Regions from separate parts of the Homo sapiens genome. Here all the other regions are linked to region 2. Evidence: chromatin loops called from intact Hi-C (ENCODE). Cell type or tissue: CD14-positive monocyte. All regions are shown on one strand.

What was found. A loop is a pair of places that touch in the nucleus more often than their neighbours do. Peaks named below come from ENCODE experiments on the same cell type or tissue, not always from the same donor. Only the 100,000 strongest peaks of a DNase experiment are listed, where the experiment ranks them.
Region 1: it touches region 2 in a loop (3-fold over the local background); 6 of 110 quality-filtered maps call a loop at or near these places.
Region 3: a loop joins it to region 2, with 3 times the contacts of the local background. A loop is called at or near these places in 3 of 110 quality-filtered maps.

The regions. Positions count from the first base shown.
Region 1 is chr12:128,915,869-128,923,868 of GRCh38, reverse strand. All of the region lies in intron 6 of GLT1D1 (glycosyltransferase 1 domain containing 1), which reads right to left. Among named protein-coding and RNA genes, the nearest start is that of GLT1D1, 66 kb to the right of the region's middle. RefSeq lists an enhancer at 7,254-7,373. In CD14-positive monocyte, no CTCF peak of the experiment used is centred here; a DNase peak (open chromatin) is centred at 3,198; H3K4me3 peaks cover 320 bases; H3K27ac peaks cover 2,192 bases.
Region 2 is chr12:128,777,592-128,785,591 of GRCh38, reverse strand. No RefSeq gene overlaps it. Among named protein-coding and RNA genes, the nearest start is that of SLC15A4, 42 kb to the left of the region's middle. In CD14-positive monocyte, CTCF peaks have their summits at 2,857 and 3,056 (motif pointing left); DNase peaks (open chromatin) are centred at 2,111, 2,381 and 3,091; H3K4me3 peaks cover 500 bases; H3K27ac peaks cover 734 bases.
Region 3 is chr12:128,858,448-128,866,447 of GRCh38, reverse strand. The region is part of intron 1 of GLT1D1 (glycosyltransferase 1 domain containing 1); the gene reads right to left. Among named protein-coding and RNA genes, the nearest start is that of GLT1D1, 9.0 kb to the right of the region's middle. In CD14-positive monocyte, no CTCF peak of the experiment used is centred here; no DNase peak of the experiment used is centred here; H3K27ac peaks cover 1,786 bases.

The sequences.
Region 1 (8,000 bases), 140 kb before region 2:
CACAGTCCAAATTCCTATAGTGAATCTGCTCTCTAAAGTGAGGGATCCTGGCCAGACGCAGTGGCTCACGCCTGTAATCCCAACATTGTGGGAGGCGGGAGGGCAGATCACCTGAGGTCAGGAGTTCGAGACCAGCCTGACCAACGTGGTGAAATCCCGTCTCTACTAAAAATACAAAAATTAGCTGGCTGTGGTAGCAGGCACTTGTAATCCCAGCTACTGGGGAGGCTGAGGCAGGATAATCGCTTAAACCCGGGAGGCGGAGGTTGCAGTAAGCAGAGATGGTGCACTGCACTCCCAGCCTGGGTAACAGAGTGAGACTCCATCTCAAAAAAAAAAAGAAAAGAAAAAAAGTGAGGGATCCAGACCAAGACATCTGCAGATACAGGAAAAAGCTGAGCCTTATTAGCAAAGACTTTGGAGGCATTAGAAGGTCCAAACCCCCCACCACAGAACAAATGGGAGCAGGTGGTGCATCCTGCGGTGGCTTATTACAGCTCAGTACACGACGCATGCAATAGAAATTGCTAATATATTTTACACAAGCCGACCTAAAACTTCAGCATTTATAACCTGTATAATTGGCCATAAAATTATGCAGGTTCAAGGTTTTCTTTCCCAGCACAGGCATTCGTCCATTATTTAATTCAAGCACTTTCATTTTCTCTATGCTATTCCAAATCTTGAACAAGAATACAACTAGTGTGAATATAATGACTTATGGCGACACCACTTTAATGCAATCACAAAAGCTTCAAAAAATTAATACCCAACGGGAGCAAATCTTACTGAAATGTTAAGATCGAGATGTCGCTCTTAGAAAAGCCTTGGAAAATTGTCACAGCCTCTGAATAAGCCGCTGACAATCTGCATTGTCAATTTTCATTGAATATGTAGAGTTTTTAATATTTCCTTAATACTCTTTTTTTTTTTTTTTTTTTTTTTTGAGATGGAGTCTCAGCCTGTAGCCCAGGCTGGAGTGCAGTGGTGCGTTCTCGGCTCACTGCAACCTCTGCCTCTTGGGTTCAAGCGATTCTCCTGCCTCAGCTCCCTGAGTAGCTGAGACTACAGGCACAGGCCATCATGCCCGGCTCTTTTTGGTATTTTTGGTACAGATGAGGTTTCACCATGTTGGCCAGGCTGGGCTCAAACTCCTGACCTCAGGTGATCCACTGGCTTCATCCTCCCAAAACGCTGGGATTACAGGCATGAGCCACCGCACCTGGCCCTTTCCTTAATATTCTAAGTATCCTGAAGCTAACTTTAGAAATGCAAACCTTAGTGAGTCCTTGTTTGACCAAAAGTCTAAGCTAGACGCTACATGCAGAATTTGAATTGTAGGTCAGAAGAATTTGAGGTTAGGCATTTGAATATGAGGTCAAGAGTCAAGCTATTCATTTTAATAAATGATTGTTAAAAATGGAGAAAACTTTTCAAGATTGAGAGGTCAGGTAGGAGAAACAGTCCAAGCCTACATTACTAGGCAAAAGCCACTAATGAATGCTAAAATTTGCAAGTGAAAGTTTGATGAGGATAGAGATTAAGAGCACCCTCTCAAAAATTACTTACTAATTACAAAGGAAATATAATACCTGTACAGTACACGGAGAAACCAGGGAATACCAGTTTAACTAGGGGAGGAAGCCTTAGCCCAGCACACATAGCTGGTGTGTATACACACACACACACACACACACACACACACAGAGTTTACATAGTCAGAAAAAGATCTCCAGTATTGGGACAAGCTGACGCTGTACACATCCATATGTGACACACTGAGAAGGGAGAAACATCACTTCCCCCATATTCTTGATGTGCATGGAATGTCTATTCATATACACAGAAGGGGGAAGAGGGAAAGAAGGAAGGTACAAGGAGAATCACAAAGGTACCAAAAAGAGGGGGAAGTCAAGAATCAGTATTACCGAATTGGAAAAAAAAAAAAAAGTAAATGTCAAACAAACAAACAATCTACAAAGATGGCATCCAGAGATGGTATTGAAAGCACTGTGTGAAGAACGCAGGTGACGTCAAGATGAAGAGACTCTGTTTAATTCTTCATTTTTGCTATGTGAGAAGTATGAGTGCTGGAAACCTATGTTGTTCCTCTACTCTGACACACTTAGCTACTGAGAACTCGAGGCTCTGAAGACGCATTGGCATTTTGGTCACACAGGCTGTAAAAAAGTGGCCCTCCAACTACCCCCGTCCTGGGATCCCTTGGAAAGATGGCCCTGAGAAGAGAATAATCCATAAGATACAATATTGATTTTCAGAGTTTTTTGACTATGACATACGGTAAGATAAACATATTATGTTGCAACTCAGTCACACGAGATATATAAATACACACATACACATACATAGACATAGAGTTTATATATGATTAAAAACATACTTTAGGCTGACTACATGCAAGCCACTTCGATGTTTTCTATTTGATTTCACTTCAATGTTTAAAAGTGCTGGTCCCTAACTTACTCAATTCATTATGAGACCCCTGACCTGCAAGACGCTGCAGGGAGATGGAGTGAATCCTATATTCCTTTCCTCTCCCCTCATCTTCTTCCTGGGTTGGAGATTAAGTGTAATGGGAATATAGGAAACTAAATTAGAAAATGATAGAATAAAGGGCTATAGACTTGTCTTACTCTAGGTTAAAAAAAAAAAACTAAAAGAAAGAGACAGCATTTGGATTTGAGTAGCTTATGTGCACTTTCCACATACCAAAATATCATTCACCAAAAATAAAGATTATAGAGGAAAAATCCTGATCAAGTGTTCAAGGGCTCAGGCTCATCACACGTAAGCATCAACTCTGATGAATTACACTTCGGGCTCCCTAAAGCCCCTGACAGCTTTAAGGTGGTATAAATTCTTAGCTTTTAACAAAGAACTATTAAATAAGGTTGGCCTGCTGATGCTCAGAGACAGGGCACATACCTGACTAATTTTTTTAATAAATGTTGTCTCCTCCTTTTAATGCCAAACTTATTTTTATTACCTTTGCTTTTCCTCTAATATCTAGGTTATCCATGAGTCAAGATTTGAACTCGTCACTTAACAAATGTCTTTCCGATAGAACCATTTCCTGGAGAACGGTATTTTTATCTTCAAAACAAAATGTGTTGTTTTCACGATCTGGCATATTGCTGCCAACAGCTACACTCCACATTGCTTAATCTCCCAAGTATGAGTCATGAGCGGGCTCAGGAACAGAAACCCAATCCACGCTGAGGCAGTCTCTATGCCCTGTATTCTATTCTAGAAGCTGTCTTTATTATTTTCTTTTTTCTTTCTTTCTTTTTTTTGAGACAAAGTTTCACTCTTGTTGTCCAGGCTGGAGTGCAATGCCGCAATCTCACCTCACTGCAACCTCCGCCTCCCAGGTCCAAGCAATTCTCCTGTCTCAGCCTCCCAAGTAGCTGGGATTACAGACATGCACTACCACACCTGGCTAATTTTTGTATTTTTAATAGAGACAGGACTTCACCATGTTGGTCAAGCTGGTCTTGAACTCCTGACCCTCAAGTGATCCGCTGCCTCGGCCTCCGGCCTCCCGAAGTGCTGGGATTACAGGCGTGAGCCACTGCGCCAGGACACACTCTTCATTATTTTTCACTTGTTATTACAAAAAAAAAGTACTTCAGTCGAACACATTAGACTTACTAAATTATAGCTGAAAAAGCTGATTTGGGGGCTATGCAAGAATAAAGGCTTCTACTAACACTAGTTTTCCATACAAAAAACAAGTGAGTTTTCCTAGGACTAGCCTGAGGAAGAAAAGTGCTACAATCTGAGTTAGGCAAATTTGAGTTTCCATTATAGAAATACAAATAGAGTTGACAGAGAGATAGAGAGAGAGATGGAGGGGGAGAGAGAGAGAGAGAGAGAGAGAGAGAGAGAGAGAGAGAGAGAGAGAAATAAGCAATAAAACTAGAAATACAATAAAACAGAAATCAGAAAAACAGGAAGGAGTTACCCAGTCAATTTAAGCTTTCATACGTTTTAGGTTTGATAGCCTGAAAGGAATCATGACTTTAGATGTGTTGGTTATTGAAATTTAAAGGCAAAATTCATAGAACATGGAATCATCACATTTAAAATGTATCTAGAAATGCACAGAAAAACTCAAAGACCAGGTAACTAATTTGATGTCTACACATCTATCTTCCAATCAGAATAGCTATTGTCAATATCGTGTGAAAAAATTACAACCATGCCATTTACTACACTTAACCTGCTTTATTATTTATTTGTTCTTAGTTGACCTGTTTGTATGTGAGATAATGGTAAGCATAAGAGGGGTTTGATGTTTTAAATTAAGGAGACTTACTCATTCTTTAGCTGGGGCTTAGAGATAGAATTGAGTATGGTCAGAAAACCTGTGACATGCCGGAAGAGGAGAATGCATCGCCACGTGGACATCAGACATTTAAGAAGCACACTACACACCCTGGTGACTAATCAATCACTCAACTGTTTATATGCAGTGTTAAATGAAGCCCTTCCCACCCACTCCCCCTGATTTCAAGGTTAATAGTTGGTGAGAAGGCAGATGGTATCTGATCACTAATAGTGTCTACCAACTTCACTCTACCTTCTGTTTTCACTGTCTGAAGCTCCAAGTGGGAGGGACAAATCACAGTCACAGGTTTCCAATGCTCCAGAGGCCAAGGGAAGATAGAGTAAGGTTGATGAGGACGGCCCATCCCCAGAGCCTGAGAGACGACAAAGACAAACGATGGCACAAATGCGAACAGATGCCTGATCATAAAACCCAGAGACGCAGATTAATCCTACATCTACCCTTAAGCCGTTATCTGCCACTGTCAGCTATCAGAGCCACAACCAGTCTCTCTAAGCCCATATATTCTGAATACATTTACAACTTCTAATTGCACACATTAAGATTAAGCAGCAGCCAAGTAGGTCTCCAGAGGAAAACGCTTTGTAAGGAGTGTTTAAAATCTCCTGGCTGTTCCCTTAATCATTCAATAGCAAGACCAACGAAACAGTCAACCCTGAGACTATGGAATGTGATGACAAATCATTCTCCTACTGGAAATTATGAATCTTAGTTACAACGCCATTGCGTCCTGTGATAGATTGAAGACAGACTAACCTTACAACAGGAAATTGAAAATGGGCCCACTCGTTCTGAATAATGGTACATGTAACTGACATGACAAAGCAGCTGAGGTCGTGTGGGTTCATCTGTAATACTGAGAACAGCCATGCTAGTGTGGCTGAGATTGATGAATACACTACGAAAATTATTTCTGATAAAATGCTTGGAAATTTTTCTTTTCAATAGAACTTAATACTGACATAGAGTATGTGGTAGAGGCTTTGTTTCAAGTCTTTTTTGTTTCATTTTATCTTATTTTATTTTAAGTTCCAGGATACGTGTGCAGGATGTGCAGGTGTGTTACACAGGTAAACGTGTGCCATGGTGGTTTGCTGCATCTATCAACCCATCACCTAGGTATTAAGCCCAGCATGCATTAGCTATTTTTCCTGATGCTCTCCTGATGCCCCCAGCCCTACCCTCTCCTGACAGGTCCCAGTGTGTGTTATTCCCCTCCCTGTGTCCACATGTTCTCATTGTTCAGCTCCCACTTATAAGTTGAGAACATGCGGTGTTTGGTTTTCTGTTCCTGCCTTAGTTTGCTGAGGATAACGGCTTCCAGCTTCATCCATGTTCCTGCAAAGGACATGATCTTGTTCGTTTTTATGGCTGCATAGTATTCCACGGTGTCTATGTACCACATTTTCTTTATCCAGTCTATCACTGATGGGCATTTGGGTTGATTCCATGTCTTTGCTATTGTGAATAGTGCTGCAATGAACATACACGTGCATGTATCTTTATAACAGAATGATATATATTCCTTTGGGTATATACCCAGTAATGGGATTGCTGGGTCAAATAGTATCTTTGTGGAATTGCCACACTGTCTTCCAAAACGGTTGAACTAATTTACATCCCCACTAACAGGGTAAAAGCGTTCTTATTTCTCCACAAGCTCGCCAGCATCTGTTGTTTTTTGGCCTCTTAATAATCGCCATTCTGACTGATGTGCGATGTTATCTCATTGTGGTTTCGATTTGCATTTCTCTAATGATCAGTGGATGATGAACTTTTTTCATATGTTTTTTGGCTGCATGTATGTCTTCTTGTTTCAAGTCTTTAGCATGAAAACAGACTTGGGGTGTCTTTCTGTTTGCTGAGGGCAGAGAATTGATTTTGCATCTTCAGTCTCTTCTTAGAAGTTTGCAGCAGGAGGCTAGGCGAGGTGGCTCATGCCTGTAATCCCGGCACTTTGGGAAGCTGAGGCAGATGGCTTACTTGAGCTCAGGAGTTGAAGACCAGCCTGGCCAACATGGTGAAAACCCTCTCTCTCCAAAAAATACAGAAAATTAGCCAGGTGTGGTGGGGCGTGCCTGTAATCCCAGCTACTTGAGAGGCTAAGGCAGGAGAATCGCTTGAAGCCAGGAGGTGGAGGTTCAATGTAACAGGATTTTACAGAAATTGATGAGTTGAGCCCCAAATTTAAATTGATATGCAAAAAACCTAGAATAGCTAAAATAATTCTGAAACAAAGTTATTGACTAACACTACTTGGTTTCTAGACTTACTATTACCCTATACCAACAAAACAGCATGATATTGGAATAAAGATAGGCATAGATAATGGAAGGCCACATACAGTAAACTGACTTTCAACGAAGGCACCAGAGCAATTCAATGGGCAAAGAAAAACATTTCCAATAAATGACGCCGGAACCATCTGGATATTGTTAAGAAAAAAAAACAGATCCCTACCTCATACAACACACAAATAGTAATTTCAGATGGATTTATAATCTTAAATGAAAGAGCTACAGCACTAAAACTTCTAAAGACATTTTAAAAAGAAAGAAAAACATCTTTGTGACCCTAGGGTAGGTAAAGATTTTGTAGACAGGACTCAAAAGCACTAACCATCAAAGAAAAAGTTTGATAAACTCGACTTCAATAAAATTTAAGCCTCTTCTGCTCTTCAAAAGACATGGTTAAGCAAACAAAAATATAAACCAGATAATGGGAGAAAATATTAACAATATATTTATCTGACAAAAGGCTTGTACCTAGAATATAAGGAAGTTCTACAAACCAATAATTAGAAGACACACACACACAATTGGCTAGACACTCACGAAACAAGATACATGAATGGCCAACGCGCACATAAAAAGGTGCTGAACAAAATTAATCATCAGGGAAATGAAACTTAGAAGAATGACAATGAGACACCATTTCATTATCTCCCTAGAACAACTAAAATTGAAAAGACTGTCTACTCCACCGGTGGGCAAGAATGTGGAGTAACTGAAGCTCTTGTCAGCTTCTGTGGAAGTGTAAGATGGCACACCTTGGAGAACTGTTTGGATATTTTTTATAATGTTAATCATATAGTCAAGCTATTTGACTTAGAGGCATTTATCCAAGAGAAGTGAAAACATAGGTCACCAAAAAACCTTGCACAAGGATATTCATAGTAAATGTATTTGTAACGGTTAAAAATGGAAAACAAGCTAAAAGTTCATCAATAGAAGAAGAGATAAACAATTTGTGATATATGGAATGAAATACACCATTCCAAAATAGAATACTAAGAAAAAAGGTCTACAGATACACACAATAGGGATAAATCTCAAACACATTAGTTGAACAAAGAAAGCCAGATACAAAAAATTATTCAATGCATGACTCCACTTAGATGAAGTTCAAGAACAGGTAAAACTAATCTAAGATAAGAAAAATTAGACTAGGAATCGCCTATAAAGAGACAGAAATTAAATATGGAAGAGGGCATGAGAGAACTTTCTTGAGTGGTGGAAATGTTATCTATCTTGATTGGGGTATTTGTCACATGGGTATATACATTTGTCAAACATTTGCCTAATTTTACACTTGAGATCTCTGCATTTCACTGCATACAAACTATAGA
Region 2 (8,000 bases):
CTCAGGGGTTTGGGCGCCTCTGGAAGCTGGAAGAGGCCGGGAAATAGGTTCTCCCCCTGGAACCTGCAGGGGGAACACGGCTCTGTCAGCACGCTTGATTTTAGCCAGTGTGTTAATTCGTTCGGGCTGCTATGACCAGAATATTATTGGGACGGCTTCAACAACAGGAATAGATTCTTCAGAGTCCTGGGGGCTGCGGCGTCCAAGGTCAAGGCACTGGCTGATTGGATGGCTGGTGAGGCCCCTCCTGATTTGCCCACTGCCTGTTTCATGCTGTGTCCTCACGTGAGGCAGAGATCCTCTCCTTCCTATCCCTTCTCATAAGGGCACTAACCCCATCACGAGGGTGCCACCCTCCAGGCCTGATTGCCTCCCAAAGCCCCACCTCCTGATACCATCACCCTGGTGACTGGGCTGTCACATAGGAATTTTACCAGGCACAGTGTCTGGAGTGACCAGTGAGTCCCATTTCAGACTCTGACCTCCAGAACTGAAGAATAATACATCTGTGCTGTTTTAGGCCACCAGGTTTTCGATACTTCGTTGAAGCAGCAATAGGAAATGAATGGAGGATATTGGTTTGAATGTAGTAAAACTTCCAGGCCGCACTCACGTGCTTCGTCATGTTTTTGAAGCTACAGAAGTAAGTGATCATCTCACAGCCCTAAGGTAGTTCAGCATTCTCTCCTGGGTCTTTTGAATTTGGGGAAACCAGGGACTGGTTCCCTACCCCAGCTCCCCCGTAGGCAGCATGGTGAAGCTATCCTATGCCCCAGGGCTGAGATGGGGCATGAAGTTGAATGGAGTGCCAAAAATCTTGGTAGCCAGGATAAAAAATATTTAACTCAATATTTTAAAAACTCAAAATTAATGCAAAAAACTCCATGATGAAAAAAAGGCTGCAACAGTGAACACAGGCAGGACTGTTTCTGCCCTTTCAGACTCAGCCGCCCCCACCTCTCCTGCCAGGCCCTGCTGCACGTGGTCACTCCGTTTCTCAGCCCTTGGACTTGTCTATTTCAGACTGTAACATCCCTGGCACTCCCCCACGCGCAGCACAATCTCTGGCTACTCTGAAATGTAAATGGGTGACTTATCCAAAGCCACCTAAATGAGCCAGAATTTACAACTTCACTTCTATGTAAGTCATTTGTCTTTTCTAGAGGGAAGGAATGGACACAGTTCAGGGAGCATCAGAGAAGCTTCAGGGTGGATTTATGCTCAGCATTTAAAATCTTTAACCCAAACCAAGCCCGGTATACCCAAAGGACTTCCCGCTTACTGCTCTTTAGGGCTCAGATATTTCAAAGACATAAAGCAAACCACACAGGTCAGCATTTTTCTAATGTTCTGGACACCATGCTGAGTTCAAATCGACTCATTCACAATGAATCATAATAACATCGGAAGCAATGCCAAGAGAGTCAGAGAGGCCGGGCACAGAGGCTCACACCTGTAATCCCAGCACTTTGGGAGGGTGAGGCAGGCGGATCACTTGAGGTCACGAGTTCAAGGCCAACCTGGCCAACAGGGCAAAGTCCCGTCTCTACTAAAAAAACACAAAAATTAGCCAGGCGTGATGGTGAGTACCTGTAAGCCAAGCTACTCAGGAGATTCTCAAGTCTCCGCTGAGGCAGGAGAATCACTTGAACCCAGGAGGCGGAGGTTGCAGTGAGCCAAGATCACACCAGCGCACTCTAGCCTGGGTGACAGAGCAAGACTCCCTCTCAAAAAGAGGAAAAAAAAAATTAGCCAGACATGGTGGTGAGCACCTGTAAGCCAAGCTACTCGGGAGGCCGAAGCACGAGAATTACTTGAACCGGGGAAGTGGAGGTTGCAGTGAGCAGAGATCGTGCCTCTGCACTGCAGCCTTGGCCACAGAGAAAGACTCTATCTCAAAAAAAAGGAGAGTCAGAGAAGAAGATTCAGCCTGGTTATCATTGTGCATCAGAGGTCGTTCATTCATTCACTCCCATCATTCAGTCACTCAACAAATATCCCTCAGCCACCTGTATATTTATGCTGTAGCTCCATTTTAGACAGGGACACAGCAGTGAACTAAACAGGAACTCAGCTTTCCTGGAGCCCACATTTTCATGCAAGAGACAGAGAATAAACGTGTCATCAAACAGTCACATATCAGAAAGTGAAAGCGTTTTGAAGAAGCAATAGAAGATGATGTGATGCATGATGAAGATGGAGGAGGGGGTCTGCCTTAGGTTGGCTTGTCCAGGGACGCCGAGGGACCAGGAGCCAGCTTGCTAATATCGAAGGACAGAGTTTCAGGCCAGGAGAACTAAGGGAAAAGCCCAAAGTCAGGAGAAAGCTTGATGCATGCAGTGAACAGAAAGAAGGTCTGGGAGGGAGATGGGGGAGGCAGGGCTGACGTGTAGAGGCGGTGAGTAACTCCACACAGAGCAGGACTCCGGAGCAAACCACTTTCTTTTTTTTTTTTTTTTTTTTTTTTTTTGAGGTGGAATCTTGCTCTGTCACCCAGGCTGGAGTGCAGTGTCATGGTCTTGGCTCACTGCAACCTCCGCCTCCCGGGTTCAAACAATTCTCCTGCCTCAGCCTCCCAAGTAGCTGGGATTACAGGCGTGTGCCACCATGCACAGCTAATTTTTGTATTTTTAGTAGAGACCAGGTTTCACCATGTTGGTCAGGCTGGTCTTGAACTCCTGACCTCCAGAGATCTGCCTGCCTCAGCCTCCCAAAGCGCTGGGATTACAGGCATGAACCACCGTGCCCAGTGGCAAACCACTTTTTTTTTTTTTTTTTTGAGACAGAGTCTCACTCTCGCCCAGGCTGGAGTGCAGTGGCGCGATCTCAGCTCACTGCAACCTCTGCCTCCCGGGTTCAAGCGATTCTCCTGCCTCAGCCTCCCGAGTAGCTGGGATTAGAGGCGCCTGCCACCACACCCGGCTAATTTTTGTATTTTTAGTAAAGAGGGGAATTTGCCATGTTGGCCAGGCTGGTCTCAAACTCCCAACCTCAGGTGATCCGCCTCCCAGCAAACCATTTTTTAAGGATAGCCCCCACCTTCCGTCAAGCAGTTGGTGAGATTCCCATTAGATGTCCAGCATTTCTTATTCAGCCTGCTATCTAGTGGCCGAAACATAGAACTACAGGCTATTTTCAAAAACTGCAAAGAAATTTTCTTGAATGCCTCCAACAACGAAATTGTGCAGAGAAGAATACCGTTAGCTTTTGCCAGAATGTTCGTATGGAACCTGGTCACTCAAGTTGTTTTTCCAAAACCTCTTAGGTTCAAAGTCAATACGATTTTTGAACACACCAGTCGTCTGTCATGTACGGGGACATACGCCCTTGCAGATTTGCTCCCGCACTTTGAGAGAATGAACATGCCTCAAGCCTGGGCTTCCCTGGAAGACAGCCTGAGATGCGGCCTCAGGAGCAGGAGTGAGGAACAGGGAGTGAAACCGGGGAGAAAGGAGAGTAGGAGAAAGAGAAGTTCCGGAGCTGGTGGCCACCCTGGGTGCCTGGGGCCGGACTCCCTGGGTCCTTTGGAGGAGCCTTTTCAAATGCATCTCAGAGCTGTCTGCTTGGGCACAAGACAGGGTAGGCGGGGGAAGCTATCCATTGGTCTCATCCTCCCTCCACGAGCATGATTCCTTGAGCATAGCTGCCAGCTCCCGGGTTATCCAAGGGCCAGTGCTGAGCAGGTTTCCAGGCATCCCCACTGTGGAGTCAGAGGTGAGTTCTGGAAAGTCATCTAGGTGAACTGAGGGCACTCCTCGCATGGGAAGACCCGAACAGAGACGGCCAACTCAGAGGCGCTGACCTGGACAGACGCCTTGCACACACGCTGGAATTTTTCCCAAGACAGAAATGGTCTGGGAACCGCCAATGGGGCACTTCCCAGAGCGTTGGATCCAGACACCCTCCCCTCATTCACCCGGTTCTTCCAGGGACTAGTGTTGGCCCCTGTGAGTTCCAGGAGCCGGCGTTTCCAAAGCTGCTTGCTGTGCTGGAGGAGATTTTCATCCTGAGCCTTGGACCAGGTTGGGGCGGGTCAGATCCTGAGGCTACAGGAGGCCGAGATCACCAACAGGCACTCGCCGGCCGTGTGTGGCATTTGGGGACACTCTGCTCAGCTTGGAGATTATTTTCTTCAGTTGAACTAATAGCTCGGTGTCCTCGCTAGGGCTGCTGCAGGACCAGATTTCCACTGACTTCGTGGCTTACCCAACTGGAATTTATGCTCCCTGTTCTGGAGGCCAGAAATCTGAAATCACAGTATTGGCAGGTCTGGCTTCCTCCAGAGGCTCTATGCCTCTTCCATCTCCTGGTGGCTGCCAGCGTCCCTTGGCTTGTGGCGGCATCGCTCCCATCTCTGCCTCTGTCTTCACTTGGCCTCCTCTCTGTGTCTGTGTCCTTTCCTGTCTCTTAAAAGGACACTTGTCGTTGGATTTAGGGTCCACTCAATTACAAATGATCTCATCTCCATTCTCTTTTTGTTTTTTATTTTTATTTTTTTCTTTGAGATGGAGTCTTGATCTGTTGCCCAGGCTGGAGTGCAGTGGTGCCATCTTGGCTTACTGCAACCTCCGTCTCCTGTGTTCAAGCGATTCTCCTACCTCAGCCTCCCGAGTAGCTGGGATTACAGGCACCCGCCACCACGCCCGGCTAATTTTTGCATTTTTAGTAGAGGGGTTTTCACCAAGTTGGCCAGGATGGTCTTGAACTCCTGACCTCAGGTGATCCGCCCGCCTCGGCCTCCCAAAGTGCTGGGATTACAGGTGTGAGCCACCGTGCCCGGCCCTCATCTTCATTCTTCATGACACCTGCAAAGGCCCTGTTTGGGAATGAGACCACATTCTGAAGATCTGAGTGAGCATGAATTTTGGGGGAACACCATTCAAACCACTAAACACACTGGAGAAAGAATCAGGGGATTTTTTTACTTTAGAAAATCCAGACTTCTGGCCAGGTGTGGTGGGCTCACACCTGTAATCTCTGCACTTTGGGAGGCCAAGGCGAGTGGATCACCTAAGATTGGGAGTTCGAGACCAGCCTGGCCAACATGGTGAAACCCCATCTCTACTAAAATTACAAAAATTAACCGGGCATAGTGGTGGGCGCCTATAATTCCAGCTACTCAAGAGGCTTAGGCACGAGAATCACTTGAGCCCAGGAGGCAGAGGTTGCCATGAGCTGAGATTATGCCACTGCACTCCAGCCTGGGTGATAGAGTGAGACTCTGTCTCAAAAAGGAAAAAAAAAAGAAAAAGAAAAGAAAGAAAATCCAGACTTCCAAAGACATCAGAAAATTGGTCAAGATTGGATTCTAGGCCCTAGGCTGTCTCCTTTGGAAGGGGCATCTCTTCTGAATTGCTGCAGTTCTGGTGGCTCAGAAGAGGCACACCTATACCCTCTCCCTGGCTGGTTAGTGCATTGGCATCACCTACCTGGGCTGGGCAGGGTCTGAGTGTCTGGCCATTGATGTGAGAGAAGTTAATAGTTGGCAGAAAGTGCTGAGTAAGCTGCTGGCTTCACTATGGCCTTTCAAAATGAAACAAAATTGCTGTGCTTTGAAAAGTCCAGCATCAGGGGAGAATAGACCCTTCACTTCAGAACCTTTATAATGGTAGGTCACAGGTTAGAACAGAACACCTCCATGAATTTCTGTCTTGTGCAGACAATTCACATTACAGCAATTTATATCACTCCAATTAAGTAAAGCCATTACTTCCCTTACTCATTAGTTCAGATGGCTCTTATCTTGTTGAGAGAAGTTCATCCAAGACACAGAGACTTTATGTGGTCTAACCTTGCCTGAAGTAAAAAGAAAGTCTGTCTGCTGTTGCATGTAACCCTATAAAGGTTCATCAGTACTGGAGAGATAGATTTCTATATAAGGTTAGAAGCATCAGAAATCCAACACAGTCTGGCTTAAGCATGATAGGAAACTAATTGGTGCAAGTAAATGAAAGCCTACATGTGGATTTCAGGTATGGGTGGATCCAGCAGCTCACATCATGGTACCAGCACTCTGTCTCTTCCCATCTTTTGGGTATGGTTTTATCTGTGTTGACTTCACTCTCAATTTATTCTGCAAGGCTGCAAGAGCTTCTGATCCAGGAACTCCATGCTTTTATTCTACCAACATTGACCCCTGTGAAAATCAGGTTTCTCCTTCCCACAAGTTCCAATAAGAGTCTCAGAATTGATCTCGTTGGTTCTGACTGGAAAGGTTACAGACACATGCTCATCACCACAGCCAGGAATGTGCAAACCTCCCACTGGCCAGGACTGGTTCACACCACAGCCCTGGAAAGCAGATCAGGACCGGCTGTCCCAAACCACATGGATAAAGACTGGGGGACTGTGGCTCCCTGAGGAAATTCTGGGATACAGTTTTTTTTTGTTTCTAGGAATGGGGTCTTGCTCTGTTGCCCAGGCTGGAGTGCAGTGGTGCAATCGTGGCTCACTGTAACCTCAACCTCTCAGGTGCAAGCAATCCTCCCACTTCAGCCTCCAGAGTTGCTGGCACTACAGGCATGCATCACCATGCCCAGCTAATTTTTTAATTTTTATTCTTATTTTTGTGGAAATGGGGTCTCGCTATATTGTCAAGGCTGTCTTCGAACTCCTGGACTCAAGCAATTGTCTCGCCTCAGCCTCCCAAAGTGCTAGGATCACAGGTGTGAGCCATTGCACCCTGCCTTGGAATAGTGTTTCCAAAGTAACAGGAAGGAAACTTAAACAAATTAACAGATGTCTGTTACATATTGTGTTACCCATTGACATGGTTTGGCTGTGACCCCAACCAAATCTCATCTTGAATTGTAGCTCCCATAATTCCCACATGTCATGGGAGGGACTCTGTGGGAGGTAATTGAGTCATGGGGGCAGGTGTTTCCCATGCTGTTCTCGTGGTAGTGAATAAGTCTCACGAGATCTGATGGTTTTATAAAGGGCAGTTCCCCTGCACACACTCTTGCCTGCCACCATGAAAGATGTGCCTTTGCTCCTCCTTCACCTTCTGCCGTGATTGTGAGGCCTCCCCAGCCATGTGGAACTGTGAGTCCATTAAACCTCCTTTCCTTTATAAATTAGCCAGTCTCGGGTATGTCTTTATTGGCAGCGTGAGAACAGACTAATCCACCAATTTTACCTATTTGGACTTTTGTCTGGATCTCAGGCCTTCCTCCAAGTCCACAGCCCTCAACAGCCAAGCTCCCAGCACTCTGGGGAGTAGTTTACCAACTTAACACACAACCCTGCCCACATTGCTTTATCTCAACACCCATAGGTGGTCTCTGATCCAGGGAATGGTTCACGCCAGTCAGTTTCACCTAGACATGAATTTCAGGCAGGACCACTTTGCCAGAGGGTTGGTTTGATGGTGGCTTTTGAATGGAGGACTGACCAGATCCTGCCCAGAGATAGTCACAAGCTGATGTGGGGCACAAGCCTCAGACCCTCAGACAGTGGGGTGTGAGCTGGGTCATCAGAGGGGACCATGCAAAGAGGTGGTACAAGAAAGGGGACCCAGGGACCACCTGGAATGCAGCGTTTCTGAATCAGACCCATCCGTGCCACTATAATTGTTGCTATGTCTGCAAGTATGAGTTTACTGGGGCTTCCCTAACAAAGTACTGCCAGCTTCATGGCTCAATACCACAGAAATTCAATCTGTTCTGCAGGCAGACACGACTATTCTCATTTACACAGACAAGGTAACATGCATGGAGATATACAGCCCCTTGCCTGCATTGCTCATGTGGGAAGCAGGAGAGCAGGAATTTGACCCAAGAGAGTCTGCTCTGAAGACCATGTTTCTTCTTGTTTCTTCTTTTTTTCACTTTATATATCATTTTTATTCATTTTAAAAGTATACATTTAAGGCATACAACATGATGTTTTGATTACTACTGTCAAGCGTATTAACATACCCATTATCTCAAATAGTTACCTGTTTTTGAGTGTAAAAAGCACCTAAAATCTGTCATCCCATTTTTACTACAGAAAACACT
Region 3 (8,000 bases), 81 kb before region 2:
CAATAATAACATACTGTATATTTCAATTGCTTAAAAAAAGATTTTAAATGTTTTCACTACAAAAAATAATAAGTACAATTGCCGGGCGCAGTGCCTCACACCTGTAATCCCAGCACTTTGGGAGACTGAGGCGGGTGGATCACGAGGTCAGGAGATCGAGAGCATCCTGGCTAACATGGTGAAACCAGGTTGCTACTAAAAAATATAAAAAATTAGCCACGCATGGTGGCAGGCACCTGTAGTCCCAGCTACTCGGGAGGTTGAGGCAAGAGAATGGCATGAACCCGGCAGGCAGAGCTTGCAGTGAGCCAAGATCATGCCACTGCACTCCAGCCTGGGCAACAGAGCCAAGACTCTGTCTCAAAAAAAAAAAAAAAAAAGGTACAATCACCCCTGGGAATCTGTGGATAACAAAATCCAAGGATGCTTAAGTCCCAGATATAAAATGGCACAGCATTTGCATATCACCTTCACACATCCTCCTGTATACTTTAAATCATCTCTAGATTACTTATAATACCTAATACAATGGAAATGCTATTCAATAGTTGTTCTGCTGTATTGTTTGGGGTTTTGGGGGGGTTTTTGGTTTTTTGGGTTTTTTTGTTTTGTTTTGTTTTGTTTTCGTGGCAGAGTCTCGCCCTGTCACCCAGGCTGGCGTGCAGTGGTGCGATCTTGGCTCACTGAAACCTCTGTCTCCCAGGTTCAAGCGATTCTCCTGCCTCCGCCTCCCGAGTAGCTGGGATTATAGGCGCATGCCACCACGCCTGGCTAATTTTTGTATTTTTAATAGAGATGGATTTTGCCATGTTGGCCAGGCTGATCTCAAACTCCTGACCTCAGGTGATCTGCCCAATTCGGCCTCCCAAAGTGCTGGGATTACAGGCGTGAGCCACCGGGCCCGGCCTGTGTTGTTTTTTATTTCTATATATTTTTTAACATTTTGATCTGTAGTTGCTTGGAACTGCAGACATGGAACCCACAGATACGGAATACTGACTGTCTTCAAGGTGATAGACATGTTCATTACCGTGATATAATCATTCCACAATGTATTCATAGTCCAAAACATCACATGGTATCCCATAAATATATATAATTACTAGTTGTCAAACTAAAAGTAACAATGTAAATTTTAAAAATAAATTCAAATAAACAAAAAATAACATCAGTGGGTATTATATCAGAATATCAGAAAAGCAGGTGCTATGGGCCTGACGTGGGATGTGCTGGGCTTTGGGAGTTCACAGGGGTCTGGGAAGGTTATGTCACTGAGGGGCCCACAGCGCAGAGGATAGCAGGTCCTGGCAGAAGCCTCGGCGTGTGTTGGATGTGAAGCAGAGAAGAGATGCAATCTGGCTGAGCATTTCACCAGACTCAGCCTGACTGCTGTGTTGAAAGTGAAAAGAGACAAGCTAAGAGGCTTTGGCAATGAACCAGGGAGGGCTGGGGTGGTGACACCTTCCCTCTCCTCCAGCCTCTGAGGTCCTTATCTGTCCTGCTACCAGCAGCTCATGGCCTTGCCTCCTCTACAGAGAAAGTCACAGCTGCAAGACAGGCACACCGTCAAGTGCCCCCCACCATGCCCACCCCTCTGGCACATGCAGGCCTCTGGGCCTCTCCCTGAGGTCCCAGCAGAGGCCACACTCCTTCTCCAGCTCACCCCTCCCCAACAGCTCAGGAGTTAACCACCCCCACAGTCATGCCTCTCCCTGTTTCCTCTTCCCACTCACATTCAGGCAGCATCAAATATGCCCGAGCCCCTTAGAAGGTTTCCCCAGCAACCCAGCATCCTCCCCGAATCAGGCTCTACTCTCTCCTCCCCTGCTCATCGCAAAAGGACTTCTGGAAATGAAAGTGTGGCACACATTCACCGTCTCCATCTCCCATGGCTGCCCACTCCTGGGCTTCCACCTGCCACTACTCCTGCGGAACAAGATCAGACAAGATCTCCACGGACCTTCAGGTGCCAACCCTCACTGCCCCTTTGGCGTCTTGAGCAGATGGGCCTGTTAGCAACATCCAGCCTCGCTAACCAGCCCTTCTGCTTGGGAAATTCCTCTTCTTCGGCTTCCCTAAGTTTTCTGGATTTCCGGGGCCCTCTGCCTTCCCAGCCTGTCTCCTTTCTGATCATGTTATATCCCAGTTTGCCCCACCCCTAGTGCAGGACTAAGCAAACTTCATCCCACACTCAGCTTCTCATCTTCAGCCCGGAAGCCTCTCGGAGTGCCCGTGGGTTGCAACTGCCCTAATTCAACAAAAACTTACAGTGTGTCGTCTGACAGGCACCTCGCAGTCAGCATGTTAAGACTCTCCTGCCCCAGCCGAGCTGGCATCAGCCAGCATTCCACGTGCAGGGACCTGCCCACAGTGCACACAGCGGCACAAGCCAGGCCCCTGGAAGTCCCCCTAGTGCTCTTCTCTCCCCGCTGCCACAGCATCGCAGGGTCCTTCCAGATAGTATTCAGATCTATACACTTTTTTTTTTTTTTTTTTTTTTTTGAGATGGAGTCTTGCTCTGTCGCCCAGGCTGGAGTGCAGTGGCACGATATTGGCTCACTGCAAGTTCCACCTCCCGGGTTCACGCCATTCTCCTACCTCAGCCTCCCGAGTAGCTGGGATTGCAGGTGCCCGCCACCACGTGTGGCTACTTTTTTTGTATTTTTAGTAGAGACGGGGTTTCACTGCGTTAGCCAGTGAAACCCAAAATTATTACTCTAACTTTCCCCTGCCTTCCTGTGTAAAACCTGACCATAAAGAAATTATCCCAGGCCAGGTGCGGTGGCTCACGCCTGTAATCCCAGCACTTTGGAAGGCCGAGGCGAGTGAATCGCCTGAGGTCAGGAGTTCAAGACCAGCCTGACCAACATGGTGAAACCCCGTCTCTATTTACTAAAAAAATACCAAATTAGCTGGGTGCGGTGGCACATGCCTGTAATCCCAGCTACTTGGGAGGCTGAGGCAGGAGAATCACTTGAATCCAGGAGGCAGAGGTTGCAGTGAGCCGAGATCACGCCACTGCACTCCAGCCTGGGCAACAAGAGCAAAACTCCATTTCAAAAAAAAAAATAATAAATTATCCAAACTACCTTGTTTGATTGCAAGTCACAAAGCTCCCATTCCAGAGCGGGCCTGCCTTGTACCAGAAGGAAAGAAGGCTGCACAGAGGGGCGAAGATGAATCCAGACAGACTCGCCTTGCTGGGCCTCCCCAAGCAGTCTATCGGTGTTCGATCAGACCCTTTTCATCCCATCCTATTCCCATGTGGCTGTCCGTACCTTGTTGAACCTAAGCATAAACTGGCCAGTCTCTCGTGTCTCTGGGTCTTCATTCTGAAGGCTCCCATGTCATGTAAAACTATGACCAACACAGGTGTGTGCCGTGTCTCCTATGAGTCTGTCTTTGCCCAGCTGGTTTTCAGTGAACCCTCAGAGGGGGAAAGGGAAGCTCTTCCTTGGACCCTACGCCCTCTGGAACTAGGTCGGCTCTATTCAGAGTCCTCTCTCTGTCATCACCCTACACTTCTCTGTCATAGCACTGATCGTATCACAATCAGACAAATGTTTGGGTAATTACGTGCTTGTGTCTGTCTTCCATGCTAGAATGCTAGACTTGTCTTCCAAGTGACAATGCTTAGCATCGAGCTGATGTGCGCAAGCTGTCTGTGGTTGAGCGGCTGCCTCCTGAGGACAGGGACTGCTGACGCCGGCTCTGTGTGTAGCGCCTACACAGCACTGTACCCATGGGAGACGCTCAAAAAATATCTGCTGAATGAAGATATTAACAACTTTCTTTTTGTGTGATACAGGGTCTCATTCTGTTGCTGCCCAAGCTGGAGTGCAGTGGTGCCATCATGGCTCATCACAGCCTCAACTTCCCTGGGCTCAAGTGATCCTCCTGCCTCAGCCTTCTGAGTAGCTGGGACCACTATGCTCAGCTAATTGGTGTATGTTTTGTAGAGATGGGGTTTCACCATGTAGCCCAGGCTGGTCTCAAACTTCGGAACTCAAGCAATCTGCCTGCCTCAGCCTCCCAACGTGTTGGGATTACAAGAGTGAGCCACAGCGCCCAGCAACAACTTTCAATGGCTATCTTTGTGGTTTTTTTTTTTTTTTTTTTGAGACAGAGTCTCACTCTGTCACCCAGGCTGGACTGCAGTGGCGCAATCTTGGCTCATTGCAGCCTCCACCTCCCAGGCTCAAGCAGTTCTCCTGTGTCAGCCTCCTGAGTAGCTGAGATTACAGGCATGCACCACTATGCCCAGCTAATTTTTGTATTTTTAGTAGAGACAGGGTTTCACCATGTTAGCCAGGCTGGTCTCAAACTCCTGACCTCAAGTGACCTGCCTGCCTCAGCCTCCCAAAATGCTGGGATCAAAGGCGTGAGCCACCGCGGCTGGCCTCAATGGCTATCTTTGGACGTGGAAAAATTAGTAACAAGATCTTCAAAAAACAAACAAAACCAAGGAAGGCAGAAAAAATAAAATAGCCTCCTTGTCTGAACTTCATCTGCATTCACACTTTCCTTTGACTCCTCAAAAGAAAATCTAGAAAACCTGAAAACTTTTCCTCATACTTTTTTTTTCTTCCCAAATGCTTGACACAGAGAATTCAGAATGATGCGGCCAGAAAGTAGCCGGGCCTGGAAGGGAAAGTACTGCCTTGGATGCAAAGGATGTTTGCATTTCTTCCTTCGCTTTCTCTCCTTTCTGGTCCGTGTCCTGTAGTGCTCCGATCTGCCCCCATTATCTAAAATGCTTCCCATTCCGACAAACACACCTTTGCACTCTCCGTTCCAGATGGAGAAACACAACAAACACACAGTCACCACCCCGCTGCACCAAGTCCAGCTATGAGTGTGACAACATTTGCCATCATTCTGATGTCAACACACTCCTGGCTGGACTGAACTGCCCCTTGGGCTTCCCTGCTCTGGGCCGAGGAGGACCAAATGCTCTATTTTGTTCTCTTCCCGAGACCATCTTCACGCATTTCCCCAGTACCCTTGGCAGCTCTGCAGACAATACCCTAGGCATGCAACTCAGTTATCTAGTGAATATCTGATATCAAGATGTAGAGCACGGGTCAGAAGGCCTTTCCTGGAAGCAGACAGAGAGGAAATACCTTTGGGTTCGTGGGTCAGAGGGCCTCTGTTCTAACTACTCCATTCTGCCCCTGAGAAGCAAAAGCAGAAATGTGAACAACACGTAAGCGTATAATAGTATAGCTGGGGCCACTACAACTTTATTTACAAAACTGGCAGGGAGGCTGCGTTTCACCCCGGGCAGGCAGCAGTTTGTCGCCCTGGTTTTAGAAGATGATTTCAGTGTTTCCAAGGACTAGCCTCCTGTTTTAGCATAACGGGGGGCACCCTTTGAAACAACTCCACAACTTACTCTCGGCGTGAATATTTTTTACATCCACTCCTTGTGCAGTTTATCCCCCTCCACAGGTGACATGAACTTGGTTCTCTAGGTGTCAGACTCTATTTTTTCACTTACCAGAGCTGCTTTTAATTTTGAACTTCACCGTTAGAAACTGACCTAGACCAATTTCCCCGGTTCCGTGAGGACGGCCTGGCTCTCCTGGCAAATGTTCATTCTCAGGGGATCAGAGGGGGGTGGGGACCCTTCTGACCTCTTCCTTCCAACCTCACCACCAGGTGTGCCCTACAATGAGAGGAACTCTCACTCCAGATTCAGCCACACACACACAAAACGGTCTATTCTGCTGGGCTGCAGAACTCTCTGTGTTCTCCAAGCACCCTGCCCGAAGGATCGAGTCCACACTGGACCATACTGGCAGCCACACTAGCCAATCTAGTTAAGCCAGATGACAGAGGGTTATGGCAGGGATGCAAGACCAAATAGAGCTGGCAACCCCTCAAGGGCTGCCCAGCAGGTGAGGGCTCCCTGACTTCTTGGTCAAAAGCCTGTGTCGTCTTCCCAGTGAACCACATATCTTAGACACTACTAATTTCTTTTTGTTGAGACGGAGTCTCACTCTGTCACCCAGGCTGGAGTGCAGTGGTACAATCTCGGCTCACTGCAACCTCTGCCACCTGGGTTCAAGCGATTCTCCTGCCTCAGCCTCCCGAGTAGCTGGGACTACAGGTGCCAGCCAACACGCCTGGCTAATTTTTGTATTTTCAGTAGAGATGGGGTTTTACCATGTTGGCCAGGCTGGTCTTGAACTCCTGACCTCAGGTGATCTGCCCGCCTCGGCCTCCCAAAGTGTTGGGATTACAGGCGTGAGCCACCGCGCCAGCCTAATTTCTGAAATGCTTTATGCTAATGAACAAATCTTCTGACGTGGGTTGCTAATGTTACATTGCTTAGGAGACATCTCTAGAGTGTAGGTGCCACATTAGGGTATTCAGAATACTCGCTAGCAGCTCACAGGTTATACTTAAAGGAAACTTACACACCCTGAACACTTTATACTGAAGAATATTTAACGTGACACACAGACAATACGACATCAATTCTCAAGTTATTGATCCCCCAGATTTTTTGCCCAAGAAACACATTATTCCATTCTGTCACCTACATCTTCTAAAAAACTACTAGACAGCAGAAGCTTTAGATTTTCCTGTCTTTTTTTCCCAGTATTTTCCCTCTATCATGAAGGAAATCACAGGTTTTTCTCTCCTTCATTCCCCACACTCAACTGCCAAGTCCTGTTCATTTTACTTCTTAAATATGCCAAACCCAAATACATACATGATTTTCAACTACACACAAATCTCATGGCCTTTCATGGTGCAATCCTGTTTTTGGCACAAAACTGAAGGTGTCGCGTGGCCCTGTCTCCCTCTCCAGCCACATCTCCTGACCCCACCTAGAGAAGGGTTCATCAGCAAAGCCCTGTTCACATGTGGAGCAGGGTCACTCTTGGGGAGGGGCTGCCCTGTGCACTACAGGGTGTGGAGTGGCGTCCCACTCAATGCCAGTAGCCCCCAACACTAGTGGTGACAGCGAAGTATGTCTCCAGACCTTGCCCAACGGCCCTGGGGGCAAAATGGCTCCCCCTCCTCGGCACATCCTCTGTGCCCCATGCTCTTCCGGAGGCAGAGTCGCTGATCTACAGGATTCTGTGCTGTGAAGGCTGCGTGACTCTCAGCTCTGGAAGAGATGGTCTCTTCCCATCCCATTGGTTGACGCTCTGCCTAAGACGCCTCCCCCTCCGTTCTCCCACCTTGCTAACTAAGGCCCATTATGCTGATTAATAGCTCACAACTGTTGTTGATGAAAAGAGTCAAACTCTGTAAAATATTAAGAGATTTATTCTGAGCCAAATATGAGTGACCATGGCCTGTGACACAGCCCTCAGGAGGTCCTGAGAACATGTGCCCAAGGAGGTCGAGGTACAGCTTGGTTTTACACATTTTAGGGAGGCATGAGACATCAATCAAATACATTTAAGAAATACATTGGTTTGGTTCAGAAAGGCAGGACAACTCAAAGCATGGGGGTTGCGGGGAGGAAGGGCAGTTCCAAGCTATAGGTCAATTTAAACATTTTCTGGCTGACAATTGGTTGAGGCTTGTCTTAAGACCTGGGATCCATAGAAAGGAAATGTTCAAGTTAAGATAAAAGACTGTGGAGACCAACGTTCCTTTGAAGTCTTACGGTGGCTGCCCTTAGAAACAATAAATGACAAATTTTTCCTCTTCAGATCTTTAAAAGGTGCTAGACTTTTAGTTAATCTCTTCAGGATTGGGAGGGCATGGAAGAAAAAGATCTAGCTATGTTAATGGAGATTTTTTTTTTTTTTTTGAGACTGAGTCCCCCTCTGTTGCCCAGGCTGGAGTGCAATGGTGTGATCTCAGCTCACTGCAACCTCTGCTTCTGGGTTCAAGCAATTCTCCTTCCTCAGCCACCCAAGTAGCTGGGATTACAGGTGTGTGCCACCACGCCCAGCTAATTTTGGTATTTTTAGTAGAGACGGGGTTTCACCATGTTGGCCAGGATGGTCTCCAATGCCTGACCTCAAGTGATC